Regions from separate parts of the Homo sapiens genome. Here region 2 is linked to region 1. Evidence: read pairs that join two places in POLR2A ChIA-PET (ENCODE). Cell type or tissue: PC-9. All regions are shown on one strand.

Region 1 (5,000 bases):
TTGCTGAACATCTGGCAAGAACGAAGTGTGTATGGCGGCGAGTTCATACAGCAGCTGAAGCTGTCTATGGAGGACTCCAAGAGCCCTCCCCCCAAAGGTAGAAACATCACCACATGTTTACAGCTCTTGGTCTTTGCCTACTTTCGAATCAAATATGAAAAGCTGCAGTGGGGTTTGCTGTGAACCACCAGCGATTTTATGATTCTTCAGAGAGACAGATGATCATGAATGATGGTGAGAATTTATGTAGTGCTCACAGCGTGTAAGCCTGGTTCTAGTATTCATGCTATTCATCCTCTCACACCCTGACTTTTGCTCTCTGTTCTCCTTGGCTTGCTTCTGTCTTTCAGAGACTTTCCTTGCACAAGGAAAGGAACAACAAAGTTGTTCAGAGTTGTGGTGAACTAGGAAGTAGCCTGGACTAAGATTTTGTCCTTGCTCTGCCATTAACTACAATAGGACCTTGGATAAGTTTCTTAGCTTTTTAAGAACTTGATTTAATTAAATGTAGATGTGCTTTTGAAACATATCCTTAGGATTGTCAGCATGGTGTCTGTCTAAAGTTGATTGTTTGTTTGTTTTGGAGACAGAGTCTCACCCTGTCATCCAGGCTGGAGTGCAGTGGCGTGATCTCGGCTCACTGCAACCTCCGCCTCCTGGGTTCGAGCCATTCTCCTGCCCCAGCCTCCTGAGTAGCTGAGATTCAGGCACCTGCCACAACACCCGGCTAATTTTTGTATTTTTAGAAGAGACGGGGTTTCACCATGTTTGCCAGGCTGGTCTCAAACTCCTGACCTCAAGTGATCTGCCCGCCTCGGCCTCCCAAAGTGCTGGATTACAGGTGTGAGTCACTGCGCCCAGCTTAAAACTGATTTTGATCTTTACTGAACCCAGGATATCTTTAGGAAGTGCATCTGTGTGTGAATTTTGCAAAGCCCTTAATAAGAGCTTATATTATTTTTTCTTTTTTCTTTCTTTTTTTCTTTTTTTTTTTTTTTTTTTTTGAGACAGAGTCTTGCTTTGTTACCTGGGCTGGAGTGCGGTGGTATGATCTCAGCTCACTGCAACCTCCGCCTCCCGGGTTCAAGCAGTTCTTTGCCTCAGCCTCCCGAGTAGCTGGAATTACAGGCACCTGCCACCATGCCCAGCTAATTTTTGTATTTTTGGTAGAGACAGGGTTTCACCATCTTGGCCAGGCTGGTCTTGAACTCCTGACCTCGTGATCCACCCGCCTCAGCCTCCCAAAGTGCTGATATTATAGGCGTGAGCCACCTCACCTGGCCTATTTTTTTCTTTAAAGAGTAAGATCAAATGTTGTTTAGTTACTTGGCTTCTGGTTAGTTGTGGTTTAATTCTAGTTGGCATGACATGTTTCTTAGCTACAGATCTGATCTGCCTGCATACATGTTTCCTGGAGGATCGAGTCCAAGTACTGATAGTATTGAAGACCCTTTCTATCTGAACTAGCCTGTTTTTCCAGATTCTTCTCCTGCCACTTCCTCACTTACACTGTATTCTTTGGCCAAACTGAATTGCCGACAGTTTACCCTCTGGATGCTCTGTTGGCACTGCTTCCTTTCCATCTGCTGTTACCTCTACTTGATGTCCTTCTACCGCTTTCACTGTGTGATGAACTCATTCTCCAAGAATGCAACTCTCATTCTGACATCTTCCCTGGCTTGTCTGGGCCCATGTGGTCATTCCCTCCTTGTTCTCTGGTACTTTATACATGCATCTGCTATAGAACCTAGTCATGATTAGCATGTGTGACAGTATCCTTCACTGAGTAACCCTTTTGTGTACCCTTCATGATCCTTTCCAGGTCTGGAATTATTTGCATTTTGCAGTGGGTAACTTTCCTGTGAAACCAAAGGTTAGAGGCTTTCTGTGAATGACATAAGTGCTTTCAGACTGCAGGTCATTGTTGTTTTACTTGGTGTTGCTAGAAGATAATTTTAGGATCACTCAGGTGATTGGTAGCTTCTGAAAAGCAAGATGTTTCCTGCTTTGGATTCTGGTGTTTTTATTGTGTCCTTTGGAGGTCTTCAGTACAGCTTTGGGGAATTACTCAGCATTCTTTACTCTGCCTTAGAGTTCATTGGTAAACAGTGCTGGTTTTTAAGAACACCTTTGGGCAAGTAGGAGAGCCTTGAAAGAGGATGTTTGAAGCTAATGTTGAATTTCAATTTAATGTACATTTGCTGGACACATACTTTGAATAAACAGATATGCTAGATGCTATAGGAAAGAGGGAGAAAAGAGTGAGGAATAGGTTTGCACTCTGGGAATGTGTGGAATTTGTGGCAGTGATAGTATTGGGAATAGCTTCAGTGGGTTTCTGATTTTTTTTTGAAAGTCTAGACAGACATTAACAATAATAGAGGCAGTTTCCTCTAGGTAGAGGATAATGCTAATCTAAAGATAATTTCTCTTTCTCTATTCTATAAAGATGAAAACACACATCAAAAGATTTCAACATGTGTGTTAGTCCCAGCTGACTCACTCTGTCTTCACTCTCTGGACCTGAGTTATCAGAATATTTTACCACAGTCCTTTCAAATGTTGATGAGTTCTCGAGAAGTTTATTTCCAAATTTGAGTAGTCCTTTTATATTCCAGCTTTGATTCATGGGTAATTCTTTGTCTTCAGGCAACTTCATGGAGTTTACCTCTGAAATAAAAATTTTTCTATGGAACTTTGACAGTTCTTACAACATTAGAGAATGCATGAGCTTAGGAATTCTGTTTTAGAACTGGGTATTAAGTTTATAAACCTGTCTCTCAAGGTGTTCTAAAGGTGTCTCTCAAAACATCACACTGTACCCTATAAATATATACAATTATTATTTGTCACTTAAAAACAAAATTTAAAAAGTAAGAAAAGGAGAAAAGTTCTCTACTCTTGAGAATACTCAAGGTGTTGCTTGACTGAATGGAACTTTTTTATTTGAGCCACATGTGACTCATGTAGTATACGGTTGTAGAAGGATTTAGAGAGAGAGGGTAGATACAAAGGGACTAGCATTTATTGAGCATCCGTTATGTACCAGCCTCTGCTGGCTGCTTTTCATATTAATTTGTTTTAGATCCTTACAACTACTCTGTGAATTTGGTATTATTTTCATACTTTAGATGAGGATACTGGCTCAAAAAGGTATAGTAATTTTGTTCAGAGAGAGATAATTGGTAAGTGGCGAATTCCCAGGTCTATACGACTTTAAAGCTGATATTCTTCACACTGTCGTATTTCCTGAAAGCACACGGTTTCAATATTGGTAGGAATTTTGGTAGGAATTTGTGAGTAGGTTACCCAGCTTTCCTGGATCTTAATATAGTTTAGCTATTCAGGCTTCCACAGTATGAATCCTAGCTGTCATTTCTTTTTTGAGATGAAGTCTTGCTCTGTCGCCCAGGCTGGAGTGCAATGGCGGGACCTCGGCTCACCGCAACCTCTGCCTCCCAGGTTCAAGTGATTCTCCTGCCTCAGCCTTCCAAGTAGCTGGGATTACAGGCATGTGCCACCACGCCTGGCTAATTTTGTATTTTTAGTAGAGATGGGGTTTCTCCATGTTGGTCAGGCTGGTCCCGAACTCCCAACCTCAGGTGATCCGCCCACCTCGGCCTCCCAAAATGGCAGGATTACAGGCATGAGCCACCACACCCGGCCCCTAGCTGTCATTTCTAAAGCTCTGTGACCTTGGCCATGGCATTTGATCCTTCTGAAGCTCAGATCCTCACTGTACAATATGGCTATTAATGGTAATACCTTCTAGGATAGTGATGAGGATTACTTGAGATAATGCAGGTAAGATATTATCAGTGGGGCAATGATACGAGTTTTGTTTGCCCCTGCCAGTTCTAGTATCTAATGTGCTGAGTTTCTATATATGAACTGGTCGCAAAAGTAAGAAGAGGTTTTTAATATTTTCAGTCCCCCAGTTTTTGTGCGAGGCTGGAGAACATGGTAGCTAAGAGTATGAGTTCTAGGCACAACTTCCCTGGGTTTATGCCTGGATTTGGCTACTCAGTTCAGTGAGATGATAAGGGTAGACAGCTTGTAGAACTGTGCCTCAAATGTTAGACCTTTATCTGTTGTAGGTTCTTTTCTCTCCACAAGTAAAGTTTAATGTGCCTTATTAAAATGTCCTTTATTATGCAGGGATGGAGCAAAGAATGAGGGAGCTGTTGCAAACAATATTTCCTGATCCTTTTCTCATTATAAAAGTAATATAAAGTCTATAGGTGTGGTTTTTTTTGTTGTTGTTAACTAGTCAATTGAAGCAGTGGGAGTAGAGAAGGAACAAAAAAACCTGTAACTGATTGCGATCAATTAGTTGTAAACACTGCTGCACTCGGACCAAACGCGGTGTTTTTTTTTTTTTTTTTTTTTTTTTTTTAAATCACAGAAAATTTCAAGTGGATCCTCTAGAAGATCCAGCTTTACGGTAGATGGCTGCATATTATAATGTGATTTGGGAACCTGCAGGCCAGCTTTTTGCCTTAAGATTAGTTTCACAGTCTGCCATTGTGTCTGAAATTCTCCCACAATCAGGTTGTAAGAGGCATACCATAAACCCTTAGGTAACGAGGATTACTTAAGGTTAGCTGAGTACAAGGCCTGCTGGAGACACAGGGACAAGTTGGAGGATAGAATAGAAGGTGCCCAGTATGAGGACAGAAGGACTTTGGCTACCCCCACAGTTTGTCCTGCCTGTAAACAGAGTGGTTGAGTGAGTGAAAAAGGGAGAGTAAATATATACCGTGGTAGAAGCTGAATTGATAGTGGAAGGCTTACCTTAAATTCAGATGTAGAAATGGAACTGACACATATTCTAGTTTTTAAAATAATTTTAATTTTTAAAAAAATGTATAGCTTTTGAAAAGGAAACCTGGAAATCCTAAGTTATTTTTAATGGCTGTCTGACTAGACTGACAATACCAGGCACTATAACTGCTGACTTCGTAGCAGTGATAGTCATTTCTGGCCTAGCACTAGCATTT
Region 2 (5,000 bases), 300 kb after region 1:
TTCTTTTCCCACTGTGACAACCTTGCTGACTTTTTTGGGGTCTTATCTTAAGGCTGCCACCATCTTCCCTGAATCTGTTTCCCCCCTACCTGGATGTATTGAGAGAGAGGAGGGTTAGCAGGAACTGCAAACCCAAAGGGATATGTCTACGGACCTTCTCAGGATGCCACCGGGGGTCATTAGATTCATGGGTTCTGATGCAGACTGCAAAACCGTGAGCAATTGCATCCCTTCCTCAAGGTTCTATTTCCCCCTTTGTGGAAAGGGAGCAAGAACACTGCTGACCCCTTCAGTGTGGCCCATATGGCATGAAGAAAGTAACGTGCTTAGCATGGTCATAAGATCGATGCCTGGGGCACAGCAGGTGCTTACCTGGAGCAGATCCTGCTGGTCTAGTCCCCACTGTGGAGAGGGGAGGCGCAAGGTCCCTGGTGAGGCTGGGTCCAGGCCCAGGGCTGACACCTCCTTCCATGTCTCTCCCTTCAGCCTGAACATCCACAGCTGTGAGCTGCTTCACTCTGCGCTGAGGCCTGTCCCTGGCCAGGGCCTGAGTCTCAGCATCTCCGACTCCTCCATCCGGGTCCAGGGCAGGTGGAAGGTGCGCAAGTCATTCTTGTAAGTTGGCTCTGCTCCCAGGCCCTGGAGCTCTTGGCCTTGGCCTTCGCCCCATCCTTCTTAGGTCCAAGGTGTTCCTAGCTTATCAGAAAGGCCACGTGATGGACAGATGGAGTCCAAGCCCGGAGGTGGCCTGGGGATTGAGTCCTGGCTCTTGGATGAGTGTCTTTCTGTCTCTGAGTCTCTACTTCCTCATCTCCCAAAGGGGACGGGCCTGCTTCCTTGATGGAGTCATGGGAGGGCTAAGTGCGGTAATATCATGTCTCCTTGGTTTGCTTCCCACAGAAGCAGACTTTAGGGCAAGAATTCCAGTGCAATACTTTATCTTGGAAGCGATCTGAGGAAACCCACAGGGGAGTGGGGAAGTGAGGAAGGGAAGGGAAGGGAAGGAAGTCAGCCTGGTGGGCAAGTGAAGCTCTGTCTAGCTGGGGAACTCAGGGACAGCGGAGAACACGCCTCTGAGTTACTCCAGCCCCACGCTGTCACCCCGTCCTCCTGCTTGCCATTGGCCAAGGGCTGCTTCCAGGGGCTCTGGCTCTCAGGCACTTTGAACAGTTCTCTGACCTCAGAGGCACTTGGATGGAAGGGGTATTCATGTGCTAGGGCTGCCATAACAAGCATAGACTGGGTGGCTTAAGCAGAAATGTGTTTTCTCACAGTTCTGGAGGCTGAGGGCCAAGGTCAAGGTTTTGGCAGGCCTGGTTTCTTCTGAGGCCACTCTCTTTGGCTTGCAGATGGCTGCCCTTTGGCAATGTCCTCACGTGGTCTTTCCTCTGTGCTCAAGAAATCCCATTTCTGAGGCCATGCACGTTGGCTCACCCCTGTAATCCCAGCACTTTGGGAGGCTGAGGCGGGAAGATCACTTGAGGTCAGGAGTTCAAGACCAGCCTGGCCAACATGGCAAAAATCAGTCTCTACTAAAAATGAAAAATAAATTAAAAATTTAAAAATTAGCCAGGTGTGGTGGCAGGTACCTGTAATCTCAACTACTCAGGAGGCTAGACAGAAGAATCGTTTGAACCCTGGAGGCAGAGGTTGCACAGAGCTGAGATCATGCCACTGTACTCCAGCCTGGGGGACAGAGCGAGACTCCATCTCTAAAAAAAAAAAAAAAGAAAAAAGAAAGGAAAGAAACCCCGTTTCTCTCTGTATGTCCTAATCTCTTTTTATAAAGACACTAGTCACATTGGATTAGGGCCCACCCTAATGGCCTCATTTAAATGTAATCACCTCTTCAAAGGGCCTATCTCCAATACTGTGACATTCTCAGGTACTGGGGATCAGAGCTTCAACATCTGAATTTGGGAGGCAGGTGGTGACACAGAGCAGCCCATAGCAGAAGGAACAGCCCAAATATGGGTGATATGACCATATTTATACTTCAGACCTGCACTGCCTAAAATAGAAGCCACCAGCCATGCCTTTACTGAGTACTTGAAAAGTGCCTGGTACAAGTTGAGATCTACTCTAAGTATGCAACACTGGATTTGAAGATTTAGGATTAAAAAACAAACAAACAAACAAAAAAACAGCAGCTGAGCACGGTGGCTCATGCCTGTAATCCCAGCACTTTGGGAGGCTGAGGCAGGTGGATCATTTGAGGTCAGGAGTTCAAGACCAGCTTGGTCAACATGGTGAAACCCCATCTCTACTAAAAATACAAAAATTAGCTGGGCGTAGTGGCGCATGCCTGTAATCTCAGCTACTTAGGAGGATGAGACAGGAGAACCGCTGTAGCCTGGGAGGCGGAGGTTGCGGTGAGCCAAGATCACGCCACTGCACTCCAGTCTGGGCAAGAGAGTGAGACCCTATCTCAAAATAATTAATTAATTAGTTAATTAAATAAAATAAATTAGCCACCACACCTGGCTAATTTTTAAAATTATTTATTATAAATAAATAAATCTCATTAATATTTTTTATATTGATTACATGTTGAAATCATACTATGTATTACTAAAATTAATTTCAGCTCTTTCTTTTTATCTTTTTAATGTATCTTCTGGAAAATTTAAAATTACATGTGTGGCTCTCATTCTATTGCTTTAGAAAGACGGCTGGTTTATATGTTACCTACATATGCACATTTGTTCTAGTTCCATGAAAGGAACTGGCCACACTCTCTTACCCTGGCTTTTGTCACTGAAGTATCTTAAATATCTCTTTCTATGGGCATATGACTATCTACCTCATTTTTTTTCACTTTTTTGAATGTGCTTTTAAAAATTGATAGGAAATTCACGGAACATAAAATTGATTATTTGAAAGTATACATTCAGTGGCATGTAGTACATTCACAATTTTGTGCCATGTCCACCCCTATCTGACTCCAAAACATTTTCATCATCCCAAGAGAAAATTCCTTACCCATTAAACAATCATTCCCCATTTCCCTTCCCCCAGCTCCAGACAACCACCACTGGGGTTGGAGACTCCTGGAATAGACCACATTTTGCCCCATTGTTCTCAAAGGCTGCATAACATTGGGTGCCCACAGCTTATTCAACCTGTCGCTGCTAGCGGACATGTAGGCTGCTTCCTTTTTTTTTTTTTTTTTTTTTTTTTTTTGCTACTGCCTATGATGCTTCAGTGAGCTGCCCCACACCACGCGTATATCTTGGCAGGAAGAGCTACGGGATAAAGGCTTAGAAGTTAAATTACTGGGCCAAAGAGTATGTATGTTAGAACGAGGAGAGATCTCACTGATTTGTGTTTCAGAAAGCTTGTGCCAATGTGCACTCTCCCAGCCACAGTGTCTGGGACTTCTGTTTACTCGTACATTCAATAGCATTGAGTACTAAAACTTCAAAAGTTTTTTTTGAATCTGATAGGCGAGAACTGGTGTCATTGTTATTTTCATTTTTAATGACTTTTACATGCTTATTTTGTACTGCATTTCCTGTTCATATCTTTTTTTTTCTTTTGAGTTGTTCTTTCTTTCCTTGTTAATTTATATTGGCTTGTTCTTTGTATATTAGGGAAATAAGCCCATATATTAAGGAAATTGGCTCTTTAGATGTCTCATACTGCAATTTTTTTTTTACTTTACATATGGCATTTTTTTTGTCCACTGAAGTTTTAATTTTCTATGCCGACAAGTTTATCAAGGATTTCCTTTATGGCTTATGAGACTTGGATATTGCCTAGAAAGGCCTTCATCCAGCCCTGCCTGGAAATACTGGATCTGGGCTTTCTTCTAGATCTTTTATGGCTTTATTTGTTATTCTTAAATCTCTGCTCAGCTCCATGTATTTGGAGGTCAGAACTGAGCCTTCTATTTTCCCCACAAATGGTGGCAGACCCCTGGTCTAGGAACTAACCATGGCTTCTCTTACCTCCTCCAGCAAACTACAGGGCTCCTTTGATGTCAGTGTCAAGGGCATCAGCATTTCGGTCAACCTCCTGTTGGGCAGCGAGTCCTCCGGGAGGCCCACAGTTACTGCCTCCAGCTGCAGCAGTGACATCGCTGACGTGGAGGTGGACATGTCGGGAGACTTGGGGTAGGTCTCCATCGGGGCACTGCCAGCTGGACTCCTGGTTGCAGCTCCCGGCCAATCCAGCGCTCAGCCTGGCCTCCGATAATTGCAATGATCCAGGTGGCTTGCACAGGCACTTGAAGATCATTCTCTGGGGAACCCTGTTGAGATGAACAGACTTAAGCCAGGAATATTGGTGCATCATTTTCATTAAAAAAATAAACTTTCATTCACCTGACAAGGGGACCCTTGTCAGGTGAATGAAATCTGGCTATTTGGAGGAACACAGAAACTTTGGTTGAAGGAGAGTTTGCGAAAAACATACAAGTCCTTGGACAAGTCATTTCATCTCTTCTAGTCTCAGTTTCCTTGATTAGAAAAGTGTGACCGGGTGTGGTGGCTCACGCCTGTAATCCTAACAATTTGAGACGCCAAGGCAGAAAATCGCTTGAGCTCAGGAGTTCAAGACCAGCCTGGGCAACGTGGTAAAACCTGTCTCCACAAAAAAATACAAAAATTAGCCAGGCATGATGGCACATGCCTGTAGTCTCAGCTACTTCAGGGGCTGAGTTGGGAGGATGGCTTCAGGCCAGGCGACAGAGGTTGCAGTGAGCTGAGATTGTGCCACTGCACTCCAGCCTGGGTGACAAGGTGAGATCCTGTCCCCCACCCCCCCGCAAAAGAAAAGAAAAATGTGGATTCTCAAGCCGCTTCCCCAAATCTGCTGAATGTGATCATGCGATTGGGTGCCGCAGGCACTGGGAAGCCAGACACACCGAATCAGGCTGGATGTGCTGGGACACAGCAGGGCGCCGGGAAGGGGTGGAGAGGGCTCCCTTTGTGGACTGGCCTGACCAGGGACCAGGGCCTGGCTTTCCCAGGCACCCGGCCATCCCCAAGTTCAGTGGC

The links. ChIA-PET counts read pairs that join two places held together with the same protein. Peaks named below come from ENCODE experiments on the same cell type or tissue, not always from the same donor. Only the 100,000 strongest peaks of a DNase experiment are listed, where the experiment ranks them.
Region 2: POLR2A ChIA-PET joins it to region 1 with 18 read pairs; 3 of 35 experiments call an interaction of 5 or more read pairs at or near these places.

The regions. Positions count from the first base shown.
Region 1 is chr20:38,048,385-38,053,384 of GRCh38, forward strand. It overlaps RPRD1B (regulation of nuclear pre-mRNA domain containing 1B), which reads left to right. Exons shown (of 7, transcript NM_021215.4): 3 at 1-97. Among named protein-coding and RNA genes, the nearest start is that of RPRD1B, 17 kb to the left of the region's middle. In PC-9, no CTCF peak of the experiment used is centred here; no DNase peak of the experiment used is centred here; H3K27ac peaks cover 507 bases.
Region 2 is chr20:38,350,325-38,355,324 of GRCh38, forward strand. LBP (lipopolysaccharide binding protein) reads left to right here. Exons shown (of 15, transcript NM_004139.5): 3 at 487-615; 4 at 3,960-4,115. Among named protein-coding and RNA genes, the nearest start is that of LBP, 6.3 kb to the left of the region's middle. RefSeq lists enhancers at 3,588-4,148, 4,149-4,708. In PC-9, no CTCF peak of the experiment used is centred here; no DNase peak of the experiment used is centred here; H3K27me3 peaks cover 230 bases.